Regions from separate parts of the Mus musculus genome. Here all the other regions are linked to region 3. The links are chromatin loops, found by intact Hi-C in ENCODE. Cell type or tissue: gastrocnemius. All regions are shown on one strand.

What was found. Peaks named below come from ENCODE experiments on the same cell type or tissue, not always from the same donor. Only the 100,000 strongest peaks of a DNase experiment are listed, where the experiment ranks them.
Region 1: it touches region 3 in a loop (9-fold over the local background); 41 of 42 quality-filtered maps call a loop at or near these places.
Region 2: a loop joins it to region 3, with 9 times the contacts of the local background. A loop is called at or near these places in 40 of 42 quality-filtered maps.

Annotation. Positions count from the first base shown.
Region 1 is chr7:82,270,785-82,278,784 of GRCm38, forward strand. Sh3gl3 (SH3-domain GRB2-like 3) reads left to right here. Exons shown (of 9, transcript NM_017400.7): 4 at 1-132; 5 at 3,077-3,210; 6 at 5,343-5,501. Among named protein-coding and RNA genes, the nearest start is that of Gm32903, 19 kb to the left of the region's middle. In gastrocnemius, CTCF peaks have their summits at 2,320 (motif pointing left) and 3,789 (motif pointing left); DNase peaks (open chromatin) are centred at 2,258 and 3,769; H3K4me3 peaks cover 491 bases; H3K27ac peaks cover 324 bases.
Region 2 is chr7:82,258,691-82,266,690 of GRCm38, forward strand. Sh3gl3 (SH3-domain GRB2-like 3) reads left to right here. Exons shown (of 9, transcript NM_017400.7): 2 at 1,442-1,510. Among named protein-coding and RNA genes, the nearest start is that of Gm32903, 6.7 kb to the left of the region's middle. In gastrocnemius, a CTCF peak has its summit at 1,756; DNase peaks (open chromatin) are centred at 1,748 and 4,656.
Region 3 is chr7:81,955,689-81,963,688 of GRCm38, forward strand. No RefSeq gene overlaps it. Among named protein-coding and RNA genes, the nearest start is that of Hdgfl3, 25 kb to the left of the region's middle. In gastrocnemius, a CTCF peak has its summit at 4,215 (motif pointing right); a DNase peak (open chromatin) is centred at 4,214.

The DNA.
Region 1 (8,000 bases), 320 kb after region 3:
AGCTAGGAATGCTGAACACTGTGTCGAAGCTCCGAGGGCAGGTGAAGGCCACTGGCTACCCACAGACGGAAGGCTTGCTGGGGGACTGCATGCTGAAGTATGGCAAGGAGCTCGGAGAAGACTCTGCTTTTGGTGGGTATCCCTGTCCCGGCTGGCAGAGTGGGGACACCTCCTGGGTGGGACGTCGGTGATACACAGAGCCCGTGCCTCTGCATTTTCATAGTTTTACATATTCCCAGAGTAGTAATATTCACTGCAGGAGTTTCAGGAAACATAGGTAAATAAAGAAAAACTTTAGCATCAGTAATTGTTCCATCTCCATGGGTAGGCTCAGTCAAACCCTGACATACACTTAGCATCTCTCGTTTATTCCCACGTGTCTCTAAAGATGACAACACAGTGTATACACAGGTATGCATGTGTACAGGTATGCATGTGTACGTGTCTCCTAGTTCTCCTCTTCAGAGTTCACTTCCATGAGTTCTTTTCCCCCCACCAGACTACACGATGTGTGTAAGTCTTTGGAACCCTCCCTTCCGCTTCCCCACCCCCACCCCTCTCTTGGTCATCTCCCATCCCGCTGCTCTCCTGCAGTTACTGTCGTCAACCTCCCCGTTTGAGATCTCTTTGTCCTCTTACAGTTTTATTACCTAAACCCATTTCCATCTCTTGCTACATACACATAACACACACACACACACACCATGAAAATTTAGGGTTTGCACATTTGTCTTTCTGAATCTGATTTCCCCAAATATAATGTTTTCCAGCACTGCCAATTTTCTGCAGATTTCATTTTCCTTTATAGCTGAATAAAATTACATTGTGTGTGCACCACATTTTCTCCATCCATCCATCCATTCATCCATCCATCCATCCATCCATCCACCCAGACAGGCTGGCTTTGTTTTGTTTAGAGACAGGGTCTCACCATGCACCCTTGGCTGGTCTGCAGCTCCCTATGTAGACCAGGCTGATCTTGAACACTGCACACACACTTCTTTGCTTGCCTTCACATTCCCAAGCTCTGAAAAGCCTGCAGACAGGAGAGGGCCTTTTTATTTTTAATTTAACTGTGCGTGTGCGTGTATGTGCACGTGTGTATGTGTGTATAAGGGTGGCTGTGCATGTGTAAAGTCTAGAGGTCTTCACCTATCTTTTGCCACCTTCTATTTTGGGACCTGGTCTCTGACTGACCTTGGAGCTGTTGGTTCTGCTAGCGTGGTGTGGCTGACCAGCCAGCCTCAGAAGTTTTGTTTACTCCATTTCCCCAGCGCTGGCTGGGATTACAGCTGTGCCCCACCAAGCCTGGCTCTTTATATTATTACATGGGTTGGAGAGGTCAAACTTGGGTCCTCACGTGTGCATGGCAAGTGCTTTACTGACGGACATCTCCACAGTTCCCCCAGGGCATATTTCCAGAGTTTCTGCCACAACTCAATGGGACGATATTAGGATACCTGGGTGCTGGCAACAAGGAGTGCCAGGGTCAGACAACTGGGTAGGAAGTAGTCCCTAAGCTAGGAAAAGACATCCTTCCTCCATGTAGGAACAACTCAGAATCAAATTCTAGCCAGCTCAGTTTAGAAAACCTCTCCTCCTAGGAGAAGTGACATTGCGAGGGTTGGACTGGCTTCCTGGCCAACCCTAACTTCCAGAGATGGTTTCCACTTCTAATTGGCAAGGAAACAGCTGTGAATTTACTTCCTTTAAGAATGAGGTGAGGCCGTCATTGCTTTCCCTGTTTTAGACATGAGTGAACTGCTCATGCCATTGACTTACTCGAAAGTCAGCCTCAGGCTGGGCCCCTCAGGTTTCTAATCTGAGGAACTGAGTGCATCTCATCCCCATGTTTTTACAAAATCAATTTGGAAGATCTCAAATAAAATAAAATAGTTGAATTTCATGCAGTGTCCCCAGGTGTGTCTTTCAGAGGTGCCACAACCTCACTGTGCATGGCAACAGACACTGGGTGGCAAAGGCCTTGCAAGTTACACTCAAGATACTAGGGTATAAGTCACTAAAGATGTCCACATCCCAGAACCATCCCTTACCACCCCACCTGTCCACAGGGCATCCCTGATACCCAAGACCCCAGGGAGGTTCCAGAACTTTAGGACCTCGTGCAATGAATGGCTTCCTATCGCCCCCACGGCAAGCTGAGGGAGGCCTTCTTTCCATTGTAATCTGAATTGGTTAACACAGATCCCCACAAACGAATCCATCCCTTCATTGTTACAAAGATGTTTTATCTCTGATCTTGTAAGGAGCCCTTGGTGCCAGTTTTCAGACCTGATTTTCCACAGAAGAACTTTGTCTCCATCTAATGGCCAACGTGGGAAGTGCTTTGACCCTCCAACTCTCTTTCTTTCTTTCTTTCTTTCTTTCTTTCTTTCTTTCTTTCTTTCTTTCTTTCTTTCTTTCTTTCTTCCTTCCTTCCTTCCTTCCTTCCTTCCTTCCTTCCTTTCTTTCCCTCCCTCCCTCCCTCCCTCTCTCCCTTCCTTTCCTTTCCCTTTCCCTTTCCCTCTTTCTTTCTTTCTTTCTTTCTTTCTTTCTTTCCCTCCCTCCCTCCCTCCCTCCCTCCCTCCCTCCCTCCCTCCCTCCCTCCCTCCCTCTCTCTTCCTTTCCTTTCCCTTTCCCCTTCCCTTTCCCTTTCCCTTTCCTTTTCCCTTTCCCTCTTTCTTTCTTTCTTTCTTTCTTTCTTTCTTTCTTTCTTTCTTTCTCTCTCTCTCTCTCTCTCTCTCTCTCTCTCTCTCTCTCTCTCTCTCTCTCTCTCTCTCTCTCTCTCTTTCTTTCTTTCTTTCTTTCTTGGTTTGTCGAGACAGGGTTTCTCTGTATAGCCCTGGCTATCCTGGAACTCACTTTGTAGACCAGGCTGGCCTCGAACTCACTCTTAAGGACAGGGGAGAGGGCAGGCCACAGGTACACATGCAGGAAATGGGTAGATTTTCTTCTTTTCCCATTCGTTCTGAGTCAGGAAGCAGAGGCCTCAGAGTGAAGCCTCACTGTACCACAGTCCGTGTCACCCCAACCTAGACTGTCATTCTGAAGGAATCATTGTGTTCTTCTGTTCAAGGCAACTCGTTGGTAGATGTTGGTGAGGCCCTGAAACTCATGGCTGAGGTGAAAGACTCTCTGGATATTAATGTGAAGCAAACTTTTATTGACCCACTGCAGCTACTGCAAGACAAAGATTTAAAGGAGATCGGGGTGAGTCTTCCTGGCTGTCCTGTGCCAGCTGCTGCTCATCATGATACCACGACTTAAAACCAAGGTTTCTGCGTGGGCTCGGCAACCACACAGTCTTATCTGAGGGTTGAAAACTGCACTCGATTACTATATTATATGGGTTCCTGAGAGAGTACCGGGATCCGTTTCTCCTGGCAGACAGACTGGGTGGAGGTGCAGGCTCCGCTGTCACTGTCCTGTTCTTCGTCTCACTGAGTCATCTGCGAGCCAGGCTGAATATCATATTTCTGCAGCCACTTCTCATATAACACAACGACATCATACTTTGGGGTGTAGATTTGATTGCTAATATCACACTGTATCGGTTGTGTGCTTGTGGTCATTCTGTTTCATTCTTTCTCGAGAAAATCATTGTCTAGAAACTGGCAGTTTTATCCTGGAAACCTGCAAGAAATTGTTTTGTCCAGGGTGTCTGTGGGAACTTCCAGGTCTCGTTCAGCTCGGCTGCTTTTGCAGATGTGCAAGCCAGCTCCAAGCCAGCTCCAAGCAATGCAGACTGCCAGACTTCGGCGCTGAAGGTCCAGGCGCCCTCTTGTGGTGTTGTAGAGAATAGCTCACTGCCTTCAAACTTGATTGACATCTCCCTTCAGCTGCAGACTCATTTGAGTCTTGTCGCCATCTTTCCAGACCCAGACAGTTTTAAGAGTGTAGCCACCGAGATCATGAGTTAAGGAGAACTTGGGCTATGTGGCGTGTTCCTGCAACAAACAGATGAAGCATATAGACGTGAGGTAGGAAAACAGCAGTTACCAATGCTGGAGAGAAGAGCAGGGACGCCTGAGGAGGGGCACCATCCTCCGCATAGCTGGATGAGGAAAGGCCACCGAGGAGCTGTCCAGGATGACTGGGCTGGGTAAATAGGCAGCACATCTTGCTGAAGGGCCAGGGTTAGGATGTCTAGGAACCCAGGGCACAGGGGAAGACCAGGTAGCTATGGAGGGAGAGAAGCCTGGGAGTCCTGGAGAACTCCAGATGCCTTTACCTGCATTTAGAGTTTATTCTAAAAGCAGAAGGCATCAGAGAAGGACCCGGGAAGGCTGGATGAGAAATGAAAGCTGCTGTTTTGGTCCCCCTCCTTATTTGGACAACTCTGGATCCCCTCACCTGTCACCCCTTCCTTCCATCCCAGGAAAAGCATGCCCACTCCACACTGGGCCCAGGTCCATCCCTCTCACCCCACCAAGACCCATCTTCCTTCCCCCATGTCCAGTCTTCCTGCTTGTGTTGATCTCTCCCTGTGGTATTCAAACCTGTCGAGAATCCCTTGACACGCTACATCATCATCGTCATCATCATCGTTTTTGGAGGAATTGGCAATGGAAATATTCTTATTTTTTGTAGAGTTAGGGTGGTTAGACATTGTGTATGTTAACAGAACTGGGGAAGGGAGTCCTGTGGAGACAGGAAGGGTTACCTGAGCGAGGACACTGCATCCTTCCTTATTCTCCACACAGACTCTCATTCTCACCTGCTGCCCACCCCTCGCCCATCATGTGTCCTTCTGTAAATGTTTCGAATGCTAGGCAGGGTGGGTGGCCTTCAGCAAGAGACAGAGGGTGCAGAGCAGAGGATGTAACTGGTTTCTACCTGAAGAGTGGGTGGGGCCGAGGCTCACAGCATCCCACCCCATAGCTTAGGACTGGACTCCCTCTAGGGGATGGAGGGGTCAGTTTTCTTGAGGAGTTCTCCAGCAGGTGGCTCTGTGTCCTTGCACAACTGACTATGTGGCCTCCATGGATTTACAAGAGCACGTGAAGTTGGGAAGGGAATTGATGCTGGTGGTGGGGGGAGGGGGAAGGTAAAGGAGAGAGGATGGGCGCGGCTCAGACCAAAACACCTGCGTATGCACGCAGCTCTCACGCTCTCAAACAGCAGCGGGCAGGACTAGGCCCAGAACAAGGAACATAGCCATAAGAAAGAGAGTGTGTGCACTTAAGCACATACTGTGGTGTGAGTCTCATCAGTGTGTGAGTCACACCACAGCATGAGTCACACCTCTTCCATCCTCGGTGAGCCTCATCATGGCGGGCATGAGTCACGCCACAGTGTGAGCCTCAGCACTTAGTGAGTGAGGACTTCCTTTCTCGTTTCAGCACCACCTGAGAAAGCTGGAAGGCCGTCGCCTGGATTATGATTATAAAAAGCGGCGGGTAGGTAAGATCCCCGAGGAAGAAATCAGACAAGCAGTAGAGAAGTTTGAAGAGTCAAAGGAGTTGGCCGAAAGGAGCATGTTTAATTTTTTAGAAAATGATGTAAGTATTTAAACCGAACGGAAGACTTTAATGCACATGACACGCTCTAAAACCCTAACTGCAGTGGAAGTTTCTAGAATGTTCCTGCCTGACATATAGGGAGAGACAGTCAACCATCTCTGAATGAAGCCTTAGTCCTTAGCAGGGCTGCTTGTTCCTGGGGTGGCTTTGTAGCAGAAGATGGCCCAGGAGAGCAGCCTTGGTGTTAAAGGCCACAGCATTTGTGGTTTGCTGAGCTTGAACAGCACGTGCCGGGTGAAGATCTGGCTCCCCCTTCCCATTGTTAGGTCTATAGCTGAGGAGACTCACTGGTCACTGTGCTATCTAGCAGATCATCTTTCTTCTCTTTGAGGGGTGACGGCAGCCAGACTTGGAAGGGGTCTCCCTGGTCTTTCCCATGTCCTTGTGGCCTTACATTCTCTCTCCTGTTGACCAGTTAAAGTGTAAAAGCCTCCAGCATTGCCCACTGCTGGCAGAACACGCTGTGGGTGTGACGTGGTTGGAGAAGAAGTGCTAATAGTCCTTGCTGAGGGTGGGTGGTTTATAAAACTCTCACCTTGGCTTTCATCCATCGCCCTCCTCCCCCCCAGCCCTGCGTCCATGGGGCCAAGGCCATAATCATGTAGAACACAGAGTTCTGATACCTCTTAGCCACCAACTTCATGTCCACCCTTGGTCAGTCGGCCTTTGTGGCCATGCCTGCTTCCTGTCATGGCTGGGACCTGTGCTTTAGAATGGTCGGTGATGGCTGGGCTTTCCGCTAGGATATCATTGTGGCTCTGGGTAAACATGACTGGGCCCCTTTAATTCTTATCAAACATAGAAGGTCTGCAAGCTGGGACACTGCCTGATGGATTTGACAGTTCTTAGACCCTGAATTGGCCAGACTTTAGCGTACTGGGACAGACACCTGAGAGAGCAACTTAAAAGGAGGAATGTGAGCTTCGTCTCAAGGGATGGAGGTCTCAGACCATGGCCAGCTGGATCCGTCATCTCCACCGTGGTGCCACAGAGCATCATGGTGTGACAGATGCGGCACTTAGAGTGGTCAGCAAGGAGATGTAGGGTGGGAAAAGAAAGGGAGAGAGAAAGGACAGCCTTACTCTCCCCCATATCCCTCCCGTGACTGACTGACTCTAAACTAGGCTTTGTCTCTTAAAAGTTCCAGAAGTTCCAGAATCTTGCCATTATCTTTGGATCAAACCCTCAGTATGCGATCCTCGAGGGCATTTTATGTTCATACTGCTGCACATGTGACACTGTTCACACTGCTGCACACGTGACACTGTGTTCACACTGCTGCACACATGACACGGTGTTCACAGTGCTGCACACGTGACATTGCACCAATTGGAAACTGGTGAACAGGCTGTTAAAGTGAGGCTTCAGGGAGAGCATGCTAGCAGATAACAGAAGGGCCATGGCTTCCTCCAAACAGAGGAGGAGATGTTTCATCATTGTTGGGAAGAGATTTGGGGAGCTGAGCCACAGCAGATACTGGTCTGGACTTTGTCTAATTGAGAAGTTGACAAAGGAGCCAGGTATCTGGTGCGAGCCTTCAGTAAGTGTAATTATCGACCTTTTGATCAACTGTGTTGGTGGTATGGCCCAGGGCCAAAGTCTCAACATTTCACCTCCTCTCTACAACCTCAGTTGATGGATGCCAGGTCTCAGTGTAGAGCCAGCGTGGCTCCTCTACCAGAACACCGTAAAATATGATGGCACTGGGTGAGCGAGCACCCTTCCCTGGGCTTCTGACCTCAAGAATCAGTTCTAGGGCAGAGTAAGGCATCCTGCTAAGGGCAGGCTCAGTCTCACCCACAGAAGGAGGGAGTGGAATTGGGATTTGTAAACATCTACTCGAAGCAAATGAATAAACAGAGGAAAGTGGCTGAGAAGTATTTAAGGCGCTGTGCTCTGTCCTTGGTGACTTCCTGCTTATGCTTCTGTGGCACCAGGAATTCAGAGGCTGAAATCTCACCCATCAGGGCTGGGAAGGGCTCACTGCCTCCAGCCCTCCTCTTCCACTGTCCTGGATAAGCTATAACAAGAGCTTAAAACACCAGTTATGTGTATGGATACCTTGTCTGTGTGGATGGATGCTTACCGTGTTAGAGCACTGTCTGTGGCTGTGAGCACCGTGTGGGTCCTCTGGGAGAGCAGCGGTGCTCTCAAGTGTTGAGCCATCTCTCCAGGCCCAGTAAGGCAACCGTTTCACCAGCACGTGTATAGAAAAAGTGTTTGCCGAAGCTTTTCCTGAGAGGAGCTTTGAATGAAATGAAGAGACTCAGTCTTTCCTGGGTCTCCAAATGCAGATTATATAACTAACTCTTCCTTGGGCTTTCCGGCTACCAGGCTATTTGTGGAAGTTTTTAGAATGGCTTACTCCTCAAGTCTATAGTCAATGCACACTGCTTTCTCTTTAGACAATATAAACCTTCCAGTCTACATTCTTGTAACTGAGAAACCAGCAGGAGAGCCTAGCTGGACCCACAGTCT
Region 2 (8,000 bases), 300 kb after region 3:
GTGTGTGTGTGTGTGTGTGTGTGTGTGTGTGTGTGTGTGAGAGAGAGAGAGAGAGTAGGGCAGGCAGTCAGACGAAACCGTGCCTGTATGTAAGGGATCTGCAGTCCCCTTAACTTACTTACTGCGACTTTATACATGTGTCAACACTCTAAAGCCATAAGTAAATCACAGTGAAGTACTTTTTAAAGACAACACGCTTTGTTATGGCAGTCCGTTCTCCTTGTTCACGAAGCCAGATCCATTGGGGCCGGAGTCACTTTTCTGAAAGGCTTCTCTAAGTGGTTGTGTTGGTCTTTAGAGACCTGTCTGCCATGCCCTCTGGCTTGCCAGGCTGCGATCTGTGGCCTCTGCCTCCCTTTCAATGTCTTCTTCCGTCCTCCCCTTGAGCAGTCTTCACTTGGGAGTGAAACTCCTTACTGTTTTGTGAGCACACTGATCTCTCATTATCTAGGGACATTTTTTGGTGGTCAGAGTGGTGTGGCAGATGTGTGCATGTGTTTGTGTGTGTGCACATGAGTGTGCACAGTGAGCACATGACTTCTATTATCATTTAGCGGTAGACAGCAGGGATGCTGCTAAGCCTCTCTTATTGTACAGATAGCCACAAAGGATAGGAACTGTGCTCAGTATCAAACCACCCTTCCCATTCCTCTCAGTTTTCCTTTTTGAAAACACCACCACATCCCAGAAGACCTTTCCCGCTGTGCTGCACACTGAAATGTCACTGTCCTTAAAAAACAAACTCAAATGCCACGCATTCTAGGAGTCAGGTCTTGAATGATCTGCCTCCTGCTCTGCAGACGAGATACTTTCTAAGCAGCCCTGAGAGTCTGTCAAGTTGATGAATTGATAATAGTTTGCATTTGGTCCTAGTATTTGTCCGTTTTTACCGCCTGTCTCTTACATTCAGGCTGTTGGGGTGCTGCTAACTCTTGTCACTCTTGTGTCCCTAGCTGTCTTGTCACTGCGTGTATTAGAACTGCTTTGTGCCATCTGATGAGGATGGGTGCATGATAAAGCTTAGACAAATGGGAAGTGTACATTGTTCCATGATCTTTTCTTTTCTCATTAGTAGCTGTTGTGGTGTGCGTGTGTGTGTGCATGCACCCGCACGCATGCCACAGTGCACATATAGAAGTCTGGGAACAACCTTGTGGAGTTGGTTCTCTCCTTCTACCTCTACGTGGGCTCCAGGGCTCGAACTCAGGAACCTTTAAAATTACTGGCTGCTCTTCCAGAGGGCCTGGGTTCGAGTCCCAGCACCCACATGGCAGCTCACTGTCTGTAACTAATGTTCCAGGGATAGATATGCAGGCAAAACCCCAGTGTACAGAAAACCAAAAATCCAACAACGCCAGAGCCAAGATTTTTGTCACTAATTTCAATGAAAGGAATATAGAGAATCTTTGTTCAGTGAAAGCATTTGTGTTTGTTTTTGCAGCTGTTTAGTGAAAAAATAAGTGGTGCCGAAGGAACGAAGCTAGATGAAGAATTTCTGAACATGGAAAAGGTAAAGCTTTTTGAACATGTGACGGGTTAGAAATGGGCTGTCTGTGCCCGAGAGAGAACCGCCTACTATTGGGAATATGACCTGGAGTGGGAATCCAGAATGTTCAAATGCAAGCATGGGGTGCAGAGTCGGGAAGGCAGGACCCCAGTGCTTCCCAGCCCAAGCCAGGATCAGGTTGAACCACATCTAGTCTGGGCAAGTTGAGGAAGGAAACGGAATGTGACTAACTGGTTCCCCTAGTGGCCAGCTGTCAGAATGCATAACATGTGGGCCTTGGCAACAACTCCAGGGCCAAATGGTGCTCATATGTCTTAGAGAGTCAACTGTGTCTCAAGGCTTGTGTGACAAGGCTTTTCCGATTTATAACAACTGATTTATCATTTGGTAATCTAGGCTGTTGTTCCCATCTGTTTCAGCAGCTGCACAGCAAATACTTTTCTGCCATTAGAACCGACATATCAGCTGTGATACAGAGATAAGTATGTGTGCCCGGCTGGCCTCACATGGGGGCATCTAGAATCATATATGCAGATGAAATAATTTAGAAGAGTGTTCCTGGCTTGGCACTCCAATGATGGACTGCAGACTCTGTCCCCTGTCCTGTCCCCTGGTCATCTACCTGGAGAGTGGCTCTGGTGCAGTCGGAGCTGGGTCCACACTGCTCTGCTTCCTCCCCTTTGTCTTGGGCCCTTTGAGCAGAGCTTGTCCTAACGATTAGATTCCTCAGACCGGAGCTGGGGGCCTGGGTGTGGCCGGCAGTGCAGGTTGGGGGAAAGCCCGCTCTGGGTGTGGGTTGGGAGGGCATTCTCTTTAATGTAGGTAGGACCTGGCCAGCCTTCCTCCAGGAAGTGCCCGAGAGGTGTTTTTTTTTGTTTTTTGTTTTGTTTTTTTTTTGTTTTGTTTTGTTTTGTTTTTTCGAGACAGGGTTTCTCTGTGTAGCCCTGGCTGTCCTGGAACTCACTTTGTAGACCAGGCTGGCCTTGAACTCAGAAATCCGCCTGCCTCTGCCTCCCGAGTGCTGGGATTAAAGGCATGCGCCACCACGCCCGGTTTCCTAGAAGTGTTAAGACCCTAAGAAGAGAAGCTTATTTTGTGTTTGATTTTGAAAAAAGAAATTCTGTGCATTGAAAACCCTTTCAACATGTTAATATCATTGACATATCTAAAGTTGATTTTTAAATTTATTAATATATATAATGATAGGATGTATATGGCTTCTTTACCAACTAGATTATTCAATTCATATGCTATACTTAAAAACAAACATCTGGAGTTATGTTATTGGGTTTAGAGTCAAGGTCTGGGCGCTGGCAGCTCTGACAAGCTGGGTTCAGACAGTAAGTAACACCCATCCATGGCATCTGCATCAGCTCCTGTATCCTGACCTGCTTGTTCTCAACAAGCCCGTTAAAGAGGCAGGTGGCAGGGCAAACCTGGGCAGAGCAGCTTATTCAGTGTAGCCCCGTCTGCACCAAGAGAAACACACGAACATTCCATGTGAAAGGAGGCTCTGATTTCAATAGTAGGCTGAGGCGTGTATAACGAGGCAGCGCTGGTCAGGGTGTGGCTGAGGCATGGGTAATTAATCTAGGCCGTGCTGCTTCAGGTCCTGGCCCCAACTTTGCCTCTGTCTCTGCTTCATCTCTTCTGAAAGGTGGATCTTAAGTTGTCAGATGGGGTCTTAGTCAGGGTTTCTATTCCTGCACAAACATCATGACCAAGAAGCAGTTGGGGAGGAAAGGGTTTATTCGGCTTACACTTCTACACCAAAGGAAGTCAGGACTGGAACTCAAGCAGGTCAGGAAGCAGGAGCTGATGCAGAGGCATGGAGGGATGTTACTTACTGGCTTGCTTCCGCTGTCTTGCTTAGCTTGCTTTCATATAGAACCCAGGACTACCAGCTCAGAGATGGTCCCACCCACAATGGGCCCTTCCATCCTTGATCATTAATTGAGAAAATGCCCCACAGATGGATCTCATGGAGGCATTTCCTAAAGGGAGGCTCCTTTTTCTGTGATAACTCCAGCTTGTGTCAAGTTGACACACAAAACAAGCCAGTACAGATGGTATGAAACCGCTTTCTCCTTTGCTGGGCACCAGGGCTTCCTCGGATCCTCTCACATAGCATAGCATCCTGGGAAAGTCCAGTATCAGATAACCAATGGGGTGGTGGACAGGAGGGGGACGGACAGGAGGGGGACAGACAGGAGGGGTTTCTTAGGAATGTCTTCACTCCTGATGGGGCAGGTGAAGTTTTAGCTGATGGACTGAGGTTCCTTTTGTTTATTCCTGTTTAGATTTTTCCCTCCAAAAATCATTGGTAGTGACAGAAGTACAAAAATAATATCTATACTGTAGTATAGGATAGAGGAGCTTGCTGTTAGGTGATTATATGTTACAAAACTAAGTACTTTAAGGACTTTATGGAAGAAATTAGAGTCATCTAAAAGATGACATGAGAATGACCGGGCAATGGGAATAATAACCCACAAACATGCTTACTAAGCAGAAACAAAGGAGCGATGCTAACATCAGAGGATAGCACAGTACCAAAAATGCATTGCAAGGAAAAATGTTTCCTTTAAAAAATTGTCATGTTAATGTAATCTTTAAAATTTTATGCATGCATCTTAATCATATATCCATTTCCTCTTTATCTCCTCAAAATACCCCCCGAAGAACTTTAAAAAAATATAGGAAGATGAAGAAAAGTATCAGAGTTCTGAATCAGACATAGCTTCTAAGTTTGTGAGGTAAAAGCTATGAGGAGGCCTGAGAAGAGACTGAAGTCAGAGAAGCTGCCCACCCTCCCCTCTCTTGTAGTAACAGATGGACCAACGGTTCTCATAGGCTCAAGGAAGGTTTGGGCAAAACATTCATACCGTTGACTGTGTATAAGTAGAGCCTGCATCCCCCCGGGTGGAAGTGGTCACTCTTCCCAGGCTCTTTGGTTGCAGTTACAGAGGACTCACGGGGAAAGTTTCTTAAAGCCATAGAACGAAATCATCACAGGGAAGATGGCTTCCCAACGCCACGTTTGGATCCTCAGAAATGTGAACCTGGGGCAGGAGAGAGGGGTCAGCGTGTAAGAGCACTGTTGCTTTTGCAGAGGAACAGGGTGACCCACAACGGTCTTCAGTTGCAGGGGATCTGGCGCCCTCTTCTGGCCTCCAAGGGTAGCAGGCAAACACACAGGCAAATGCTCATTTATATAAAATAAAAACAAATCTCCTTTGAAAATGTGAAGTCACTTCTTCATTTGAAGGAGATTTTAATAAAAAGTAGAATTATGTATTATGACAAGTGACAGAACTTTGCTTTCCGCACCTGTGACTTATGGCTACATCTCAGATGCAGTTAGCAGGAAATCAGCGTTGATAGAAAGCAAGGACATCACAGAGTCCACAGCTGGGGGATCATCAGCCAATTAAGTCACTCCACATAGAAGGTAGAGCTTAGTATGGGGACTGGAGAGAGGACCTGACGGTTGATATGGAGCACTGCTCTTGCAGAGGATTGCAGTTCAGTTCCCAGGGCTCAGGCTACCCCTTCCTGTAAGCCCAGCTCTAGGGGATCCCATGACTGTGGCTTCTGAGGGCATCTGCAGTCATGTGCGCACAGCCTCTTACAGACATATAATACACACAACTAAAAAGAAACCAGTGCAAAAAGGTTGATAAGTCAGAAGATAATAACAAAAAATAGATGCTAAGTGGTCTTGTTGTTTTGTTAATGAAAAGGTGGAAAATCATAAAGGCCTGGAGGGAGGAGGGAGGAAGCACAAATGCTCATTGCAAAAGAAAAAAAGGGGCTGTAGCCATAGCCACAGGTCGTTTTATAGTGTGTGTGTGTTGTATATTTTGCCTGCATATAAATATATATACATGTATTTTACACACACACACACACACACACACACACACACACACACACACACACGTGGGGCAGTGAGCTGTGCACAGGCAGCCTGGTCCCCGGTCAAGCACAGGCTTTAAACCCTGGTGACCCTGTAGGTGACTTCTCAGCCATGCTTCCTGGGCTCCTGGGCTCCTGGGTCCTGTCCTAGCTACAGCTTCCCACAGCCCCTTCCCACAGCAGAGAGGTGTGTGGCCATTAGTCATGTATGGCAATGCCCCAAGTTCCTGGCATTCTGACTGGACTCCACCCCCACAGTTACCTGGCAACACAGCCAGGTAGTCCTGGCCCACTATAAAAGGAACTGCTTGCCCCTCCTCCCTCACTTACTCCTGCTTCCTGCTTGCTTCTCTCCTGCCCTCTTGCTCCCCCTCTCTCCTCATTCCCTTCTCCCCTCTCTCCTTGTGGCCATTGCCGGCCTCTACTTCTCTACTCTCTCCCTCTCTCTGCCCTTCTTTAATAAACACCTTAAAACCATGGACTGCCTCTTCTCAGGGGGATCCGCAGTGCTGGAGCAATGGAGCAGGTCTCCCTCTAAGGAGCATGCCGGAGGCCTCTCTGTCCTCTCAGCCAAGGCAGCCAGCTGAGACAAGCTGCTCACCACCAAGCCACCAGCCTAAGCAAGACAAGGACTCCCCTCCCCGCGGGACCCAGCCGGAGCTCTCCTCCCTGTCCTTTTCCCTTCAACCCTGGGCCAGAGCCCACCCGTGGGCCCCGCTCTGTTCTCAGCTCTTCTGAAGCATACAGCGGTGTCTGGGATGTTTGAAAGCCCGAAACTGTCATCCTCGGCCTCCATGCGGGCCTGGGGACCCTGAGCCAACGCTGGCAGATCCACTGGGACCTCAGACTGCGCCTTCCCCATCCCCAGAGCGGAGTCCTGCGGCTTCTCACAGCCTGACGCCCACCCGGCAGTGGCTGCAGCTGCATGGGGTCCGCGGCACAGTCAAACTTCCCACATCAGCCTCCATGAGTGGCCCTAGACCCGTGGTGAGCCAGACACGGGACCCCGTTTTTGTTTTTGTTTTTGTTTTTTCGAGACAGAGTTTCTCTCCATATCCCTGGCTGTCCTGGAACTCACTTTGTAGACCAGGCTGGCCTCGAACTCAGAAATCCGCCTGCCTCTGCCTCCCAAGTGCTGGGATTAAAGGCGTGCGCCACCACTGCCTGACTGGGACCCCATTTTTAACCAACACACACATACATGTGTACTGTGTGTGCCCAGTACCTATGAAAGTCAGAAGAAAGTACCAGATCTCCTGGAACTGGAGTTCTGGATGGTTGGAAGATGCCATGTGGGTCCTGGGAATGGAGCCAAGGTCCTCTGGAAGAGCAGCCAGTGTTCTTAACTACTGAGCCGTCTCTCCAGCCCCATGATATCCTCAGAACCCTGTTCTGCTACTCAGCCCCTGTGTGGGCTGGGCCCGGGAGAGTTAGTTGCACGTCCTATATTTAATCAACTGGAGAACACACTTCACAACACACAGCCTTCCCCAACATGCTCATACCTCTGCCTGCCTCTGTTTTTTTTTTTTTTTTTCTTTTGAGTTTTGCCAAAGATGTTTGCATAACAGTTTGTTAGTACAGACACACCTGTGTGTGCACACACCGCAGCCATTCCAGGAGGGCCACTTGGTTTGGTTTCTTTGTATTTATTCACGAGTTAGTTTAGGTTTCCTTTGAGCACCTATCTTTGCCAATGTGTTCAGTACCATGCATAGAATTTCCTTTGTTTCTCCTCCTCATGAGTTTCCTTTCACAATGTATCTTACCAGATTATTTTACTTTATTTAAAAAAATTATGTATAGTGAGAATTCTGAGCTCTGTGGATGCTGACCTTCTGTGGTTCCCCCTCCCCCGTTTGCCACTTTTTGTAAACTCCATGTGCTGTATCTGTCACTGTGTAGTATGACATTTTTGTGTGTCACAGTTTAACTGTGGGATCTCAGGTCAAGCTTGGATGCTTCAGCATTTGGAGACATTCTGTTTTATAAGTTATTACATTTTTGGTTTTTGGTCCATATTTTTATCCTAATACAGTGTGAATCTCACTTTATCCTCAGCAGGATAGGGTTACTAGTGCTGCAGTGAAACACCACGATCATAAAGCAAAATGGAAAGGGAAGGCTTCATCATAGAAGGAAGTCAGGACAGGAACTCAAACAGGGCAGGACGCTGGAGGCAGAGCGGATACAGAAGCCATGGAGGAGTGCTGCTTACTGGCTTGCTCCTTTTCTTTGTAGATCTGCATATGACTGACCATTAATAACTACACAGCACAGTCTATACTAGACTGCTTTGAAATCTTCTCTGCCAATGCCATTAACCCCAAACTGTTCAGTTTAGCTTCAGAAAGACTTTCTGGACAAGGGCAAAAGCAGCCGCATTTATTGCCAAATTATCACAATAATGATCTCTAAGCCACATACTAAAATCCTTCCCCTATGAAAGTTCGTGAGCCAGGCCCCCACAGTTCAAGTCACCTTCAGCATCACTGCCTTTCATGTTCCTACTGAAGCCCTGACTTAAGTGTTAATCTTTTCTAATCCAAAGTTTCAGAGTCCACATTCCTTCAAA
Region 3 (8,000 bases):
GGATAGCAGCTATCACCATCATCAGGGCAGCTGTGACTACTCACAAGTGGCCCCCAAGTTTGGCTGTTGCTGTCCCTGCTTAGAAGGGGCTGGGGGGGTCATTAAACTCTCACCAACACCCTGGCTACCCTCCCTTGCATGCCTCTGCCAGCTCTGTAATTCTGCCACTGCGGCATGTGGGTTCAGGAGGGGCTAGAATATATAGCGTTTGGAAGCTTGGATGAAGTGGGTGGAGAGACCATGTCTGGGGAAGTTATCATCCATGTTGGGTAGGGATATCACTGTTTGGGGGGTCACCTGTACGTAAGCCGGATAAAGTCATTGGCTCATCCAGCTAGACTTGGGTGGGTCTATTATTTGCTCTGTAGTTGGTGCCCTATTCTGGGTGAGTAGAGATTTGTTCACATTTCCCCAGGAAAAGTTTCCACGGTAGGGTTTTCCAACTCTGATACAGTATGCATTGTGCCCAAACTCACCGATCACAGCCAAAGAAGCTGTGTGGAGATTACACTGGGGTACAGGCTGGAAATAATCGTGGCCTTGTATAGCAAATTAATAACCCAAGATAAAGTTCTAGGAGAAAGTCATTTTTAAAAAACTTAAAATATGTTCTTTGACAATTTCATACATGTATTTGGTGAATCCTGCTTACTTTCTCCCTGCCATCACTATCTCCCCCATGATGTTCTACTCCCCGCACCCCACAGGTCTCCTCACCTTCATGACCTTTTGTTTTGTACGACATTGTTTTGTAACTAGCACCCTCTGTTTACCCTGGGTTTATAACTACCCTTTGGAGCTGAATGGGCAGGCCACTGTTTGGTACACAGTTAACCGAGAGCAAGGGAGGCTGGCACCCCAGTCTTGTTGCTGACCCAGTGCAAGCAATCCCAGCTGCTGTGAAATCCTGTCTGCAATGGCTAGGTTATGTCCTGAAAATAGCATTTTGCAGCTCTTCCCCCTATCTTCTGGCTCTGACACTCTTTCTGCTTCCTCTTCTGTAGTGTTCCCTGAACATCAGAGGAGGCTGTATACATGCCCTGCTTAGGGCTGAGTGCTCAACCATCATGTCTGCTAAGTATCTCGAGCAGCTGGGAGTCTGCATCCACTGCAAAGGCATGCTTCTCTGATTAAGAATGGGAGGAGTGGCTGTCTATGAGTATAAACATGGATATTTAGATTGTAGTTTTGTATCATGCCAATTTATCTAAAAAACAATAATGAGTTCCCAACTAGGGCCTATGACCTTCCTAGCCATGGGCTTTTGACTGGGTTTACAGTCCTGGATCTGTTGATTCTTGAGTACATGCCTGGAGGGGCTCATGTGAAGTGCCCTGCAAATTATTTGGTGCTTTCCAAAAGCCCAAGGAATTATTTGGTAGTTTACAATTAATCATGAAACAGTGATGTTAGCTTAGTTCATTCCTGAGCTCTGAGCCTGGGACCTCTCAAGTATATGAAAAGTGGGTTTTCCCCAGGAGCTACTGTTGATTCAAAAAATTCTACCAGACTCGGTGAGAATTTAAAAATCTCACCCGTTGTATGAACCCAGCAGACTTCACTTCTCAGATTTTAACATTAGGAAGAAAATAGGCAGCATCTCCAGTGGAAGGCTGAGCAACAACAGCCGTCTACACACATGGCATGCAAATCCACTGATGAAGGAAGGCACAAGTACTGTTACAGAGTGGGAGCCCAGCTTCAATGTCTAGAATTTGGGTGGACATTGTGTCAGATCTCTTACTTTCTTCTGGTGCTGGGACCTGAGCTCAGTGCTTTGTGTATGCTAGGCAGGTACTCTATCTACCATTGAGTAGCATCCGACCAGGGTCTCTCTCTCTCTCTCTCTCTCTCTCTCTCTCTCTCTCTCTCTCTCTCTCTCTCTCTCTCTCTCTTTGTGTGTGTGTGTGTGTGTGTGTGTGTGTGTGTGTGTGTGTGTGCAATTCTAGGGAGTTATTCTCTCTTGACACCTTGTGGGAACTGAGACGCACCCGGCATTACATGGGTGCCGGGATTTGAACTCTAGTTTTATGCTTGTATGACAAGCACTGTATCCTCTGAACCACCTCTCTGTTCCTGGGCTCTTCTATTTTAAATGTGAATGTCTACTGAGCCTCCTCCCCATTCCTGGGATAGGGGAGGTGTCACATTTTACACGTGAAACTTTAGAAATGATTTTCAAAGGATTGCGTCAGCTTCCCCTGAACAAGGTATAGTCACAGGTCTTCCTGACCAGCTCCAACGAGGTTGCATTTGGCTGAACCAATCTCTTCATAGAAGATGCAGAGTGAACCTCGGTGTATGACAAGTTATAGAGCTTGTTAGGAAACGGATTTTAGCCGGTGTCATCAGTACACTGAGCAACTGACTGCAGCTCACTGTAAACTAGGTCACCCTTGCTCTCACTGTTCTCTACAGCACAGCTTGACAAACAGGGAAGAGGGGAGCAGGGGGCAGGAGTCAGAGAAACCTGGACTTTAGAGGTCATCTTCTGGATGGTTTTGGAGAGAAAAGTCTTTCCTTTTTTAGGATCAATCCATACAATAGTTAGTGATCTGTGCCTTTTATGATGGTGCAAAAGTGAACCCATACAGTGAGACAGTCAACACTTTATATTGGAAAGGTGTGGCATGACTTTGTATCGCTAGGCTAACGTGGGTGTTGAGTTAAGGTGGGACAGACCTGTGCAGTTCGGTAGCCTGGCAGATTTAGAAGAAGATGGCTGAATCCTTAAGTTGAAAAGCATCTATGAATAAAAACAGGTGGGAGGGGAAGATGGGAAGGTAGGAGGTTAGGTAGGAGTAGAGTAACTATGGTCTAGAATAATCTATGATACATGACAAGATAACTGGAAGTTCAAAGGTCACCCGCACAAGGATAATTGATGCCCGAGGAGGGGCAATGCTTGGTGAGGTCATTGCATGGCACACACCCGTATTGAATTAGTGTACAGTAGACCGTACCTGTGCAGTTATGTGTTCTAGAATGTGGCCCTTTGAGCAAAACAGCTGCCACTTTCACCAAACCAGTTGTGCCTGCTTGCAAGAGGTCCTGAGGGCCTGCCTTATGATCATTGACAAGACAGAGGTCCTGTCAGGTCCTCTGGTGCCCACAGTGGCTCTAGCGGGTCTTCCTAGCCATTTGTATTCAAATTTACCTTCATTGCCTGTAGCCTCAGAGACTTCAAGTCTTAGGAGGTGATAAACTGGGAAGTGAAAGGATTCTCTTTCCTTGGGACCAGGAGATGCCAGCATCAATGCTGCTGAGGACTTTGCAGTGCCACTGTTTGAGGGTAACCCACACTCTTTATTCACATGCTGTTGCTAAGCCCGATAAGCCCATCAGTCCCCCAGGTAAACTTTGGTGGATTCATATTTTGGTTTGTTGCTGGGACCTTATGAGGAGTGGGTGGACACTGTTCACATCTCCCCATGGAAGGAATTCTCGCAACAGACATGGAACACAAACAAAGAACAACGACCCCTAAAAGGACCAACCTTGGAGACTATAATGTCACACATCTCTAAGTCCAGCATTTGGAGGTGGAGGCAGGGGCATCAAGAGTTGAAGGACAATTGGAGCTACGTGAAAACCTGTTTCAACACTAGGGACTGTAACTGAAAACCAACCCCCCCCAAAAAAAACCATCAACCCCCCCAACCCAAGGAAAAATCCCGAGTCCCTAAAACCGCAATTGGATGGAAATCGAGTAAAGTCCATCTCATGAAGTAGAGTGAGCTCCAGCACAGTAGCTTCTCTCTACATTCTCTTCGCTGTCCTTCAATAATGCCACGCGAGGCATTTCTGAGGTTCCCCCAGAACACCTCAACGTGCACTATGGGGCCACCACGTCACAGATAAGGAGATGGGAACTCCAGAGTTGATGTTTAAGGTCTTACAGCCAGGTGTGCTGAGGTGGAAGGTGATGCCAGGGGTCAGGGCAGGAAACAGGATAGGTTCCTGACAACACAGACTTCCCCATTCTGCTTTTGTTTCACCAAGGAAATGACAAAGCTGTGTTGTCTGGAACACTGGATTAAAGTTCTATCTAAGGCACTTAACTCCTGTGAGAGGGACTGTGCAGGGAACAGGTCCTTTCTCAGCTGTGCTTAGAACTGGAGGGCAAGGATGGCAGACTCAGGAAACTTTCCAATTACATTCCTAAATCCGGAGGACTCCAGAGTAGCACACAGTGCCTATTGCAATAACCCATAAATTCCGGCAGAGGGCACTCCTCCCTAATAATCTAAATAGCCAGCAGCTTTGATTGGAAAGCCACAGTGTATCTTTATAACTTTTCCCCTTGACCTCGGTATTCCAGCCCTTCTGTAAAGATAAAGTACTATGATTATGATTAGAGAAAATTCACACTTAGACTTATAGAGGCAGATTTTACATGTTTTCTCTCACTTGTGAATCCTAGATTTTATATAGATGCATAAACATACACACTCACAGACATCTAGACATACACACACACACTCTTTACATATATAAACATGAAAGTAGAAATATCAAATAATATTTTACATACATGTAAGAAATTAGAAGTGAGATTGGGGGGAAGGAAAGACCCTAGTAAGAAGGAAGAAAGAGGAAGGCACCGAGGGTGAATTCAGCCAAAGTAGATGACATGCATTTGAAAATGTCTTTATGAAATGTACCACCACGTACAATTTGTACCACTATGTACCAAAATAGGCTCAAAGCACAACTTACCAACGACACAGATTTCTAGTGTAAAAGCATCAGGTAGGAATCCTTTCTCTGAAGTGTCCTTAAGTAGCCACTTAACAATTCCTGGAAAAACAAGTGTATCAGAACACATGCTCAAACTGGGTTGAAACTCCTGTCTTGGGGGTTAAGTGCAGGAGTTATTGACTAATGACACAATCTCCGGGTCTCTCAGGCCTACAGCAGAAACTGTTGAGCCAGGATGGGACAATCAGCTGGGGAGTTTCCTGGCTTTGCACCTAGGCCACAGAATGACCAGGCAGGCTGCATCACAACTTTTGAAGGCCGGACCGGGTAACTGGTCTTTTAAAAAGCTGCACGGGGGATTCCAGTATAAAGCTTCATTTAGGAATCAGGGGCCTTCAAACAGTCTAGCAAGTTCTCAAACATATAGTTAACATATGATCAGTAATTCTACTCATAGGTAAACACCCAAGAGAATAAAAAAAAAACATGAATTTACACAAAAACTTGTACACAAATATTCACAGTTAAAATAGCTGTAAAGCGGGTCAAAAGATACCCGTTAGCCAATGAGTGGATCAATGCAATTAACAGATGAGTTCTGTGGATGCAATGGAATAGTGTCTGGTGATATCAAGAAATGACACGTTACAACATGGATGAACCTTAAACACAGGAAGGAAACAAGTTTCAAAAGGCCTCAAATGGTATGAATCTATCTCCATGAGGTATTAAGAATGGGTGAATCCATAGATACAGGAAGTAGATCAGTGGTTGCTAGGGGCTGGTAGGAGCTGGGAATTTCCAAAAAGTGAGTGTTTAGCGGACACAGTTTTATTTGAGGATGATGAAACGTTTTGGAACATTTGGAACATTTGGAAGATAGAGTGGTACAGCACTATGAAAATCATCGAAGAGAACACTTTAAAGTGGTAAGTTTTATGCTACACAGATTTTATCTCAAAGGAAAATGCACACAACAAACAACAAAGCCAACCGCAGTGTTCTGTAAGTGTTCCTAAAAAAGGTTTTAAGAAACCAGGGACAATGTACATCGTCTATTAGCTTAGTCAGGGGAAATACCCTAACACAGACAACACGACATAGCTGTACTCCTCTGATTTTGAACACCTGACCAGAACAGGGAGTGAGATGCTTTTGGAGTTTGACTGAAGTGTGTGCGATCAGACCCTGTGATGAAGAGCAATGATGCAGGTTTTCTCCCGGGAGCTGTAACTTATTATTTGAAAATTTGTCTTAAGAATGAGGTTTGTGCTTTTCTGACATTTAGAGGCTAATGGAGAGAATCATTGCTGAGACAAATTTTCTTCATGTGTGTGGTGGAGACTCAGTTATTTAATATGAGTATAAATGGAAGGACGGCTTGCCACTATAAGCAATTGACACTTAGGATACATGCATGTATGTAGCCATTTATGTAGCTCGTCTTTTTAGAAAAAATCTCTGTGTTTCTGTGGGTCTGTGCATGCGCACATGCTCTTGGAAGCCAGAGGAGGGCATAGGATCCACCAGGATTAGAATTACACGGACTTGTGAGCTGCCAGACATAGGTGCTGGGAATGAACTTGGATTCTCTGAGAAAGCAGTATCTCAGTTACTTTCTCATTGCTGTGACAAAATACCATGACCAAGGTAATACAAAAGAAAGCTTTTAATTCCACTTAGGGTTTCCGAGGCTTAGGCCACAGGAACAGCTGAGAGCTCATGTCTTGATCCTTAAGTAGAAAGTGGACAGCTAACTCAAAATGTTATCTTTTGCAACCTCAAAGCCCCCCCCCCCCCGCCACCTCCTCCAACAAGACCACACCTCCTAATCCTTCCCAAACATTTCACCATTTGGGGGCCAAGTATTCAAACACATGAGCCCACGAAGGCCATTCTCATTCAAATCAACACAAACATTATGAGCTTTTAACCTTGTCTTAAAGAAGAAAAGTCCTGGGAGGTGTCCTGACCCTAGCCCTCAGTTACTTACAAATGGGTATCTATGAGAGGGATCATAGCAAATAAAACACAAAACAGAATTGTCTTCTAACAGTTTAGTTTGTATTACTTTCTTGTTTTAATTTTTGGCTTACAACCTTTCTTTCCTTCTCTCATACTTTACATCCTCACTCACCCTCCTTCCCCTCCTCCCAATCCTCCCCTTTCTTGATATACTCCAAATTTCCTAAGGGCAGGGACTAAGTGCTTAGTGGACTTGATACTGTGTATTTAGCAGTTCTTGGGCTCTCAGCCTCTCTCTGTTGATGGACACCAACCTGGAGGTCACCGTCATGGTCTGTGAATACTGAGATCTGTGAATACTGAGATCTGTGAATACTGACAAGAGGACCCCTGGTAAGGAAATCTGAGAGCCGACCCTGAGTATGTGGTGCTCAACCCTGCCGTAGAAAACAGTAGGAGTCAAAAGAGGCTTCCTACAAACCATGATTGCTGAGCTGAATCTCAAAGGAAGACCATGGACTAGTGGGCCGGAGTTGGAAAGGCGCTTTCTGTAGAGTAGCTGTCATATGCAGGGTCACAAGAGGCTGAGCCCAGAGAGAGGGACAACTGTAGAGATCAGGCTATGGAGCATGGTTGCAATCATATGTGACAGGCTTGGTCTTGCTGGATTCTACATGAGGGCGGTGGGATGCAGCTAGAGGTTGGGATGCAGTCAAATGTGTGCAATGGCGGAACTTCCTGCAATTGCTATGTGAAGGCCAGATGTGAGAATTTGAGAGCAAACAGAAGTAGTGTACTGAAACAGTCTTGGACAAAAAGAGGAAAGCATTGTCTTTATCAGTGGTTCTCAACTTTCCTGATGCTGCAACCCCTTAATACAATTCCTCACATTCTGGTGACCCCACAACCATAAAACTGTTTTCATGCTACTTCATAACTGTAATTTTACTGTTATGAATTATAATACAAATATCTGTTTTCCAATGGTCTTAGGTGGTCCCTCCCCCAAGGGTTGAGAACCATCAATCTTGATAAACAAAAATTCATTCTGGGCATGAAGAAGTGTAGGAGGAAGGTAGTTGTGTTGGAATTTGTTGACTGCTGCCTTCTTGGAGTGAGGAAAAGAAGCGCTAGATTGTGTGTAGCACCACAGGATGTGGGACTGTGATAGGCAGCCTATTTTGGTTGTTTGAGACAGGGTTTCTCTGTATAGCCCTAGCTGTCCTGGAATTCACTCTGTAGACCAGACTGGCCTCGAACTCAGAAATCCGCCTGCCTCTGCCTCCCAAGTGCTGGAATTAAAGGCGTGCGCCACCACTGCCCGGTTCACCCCC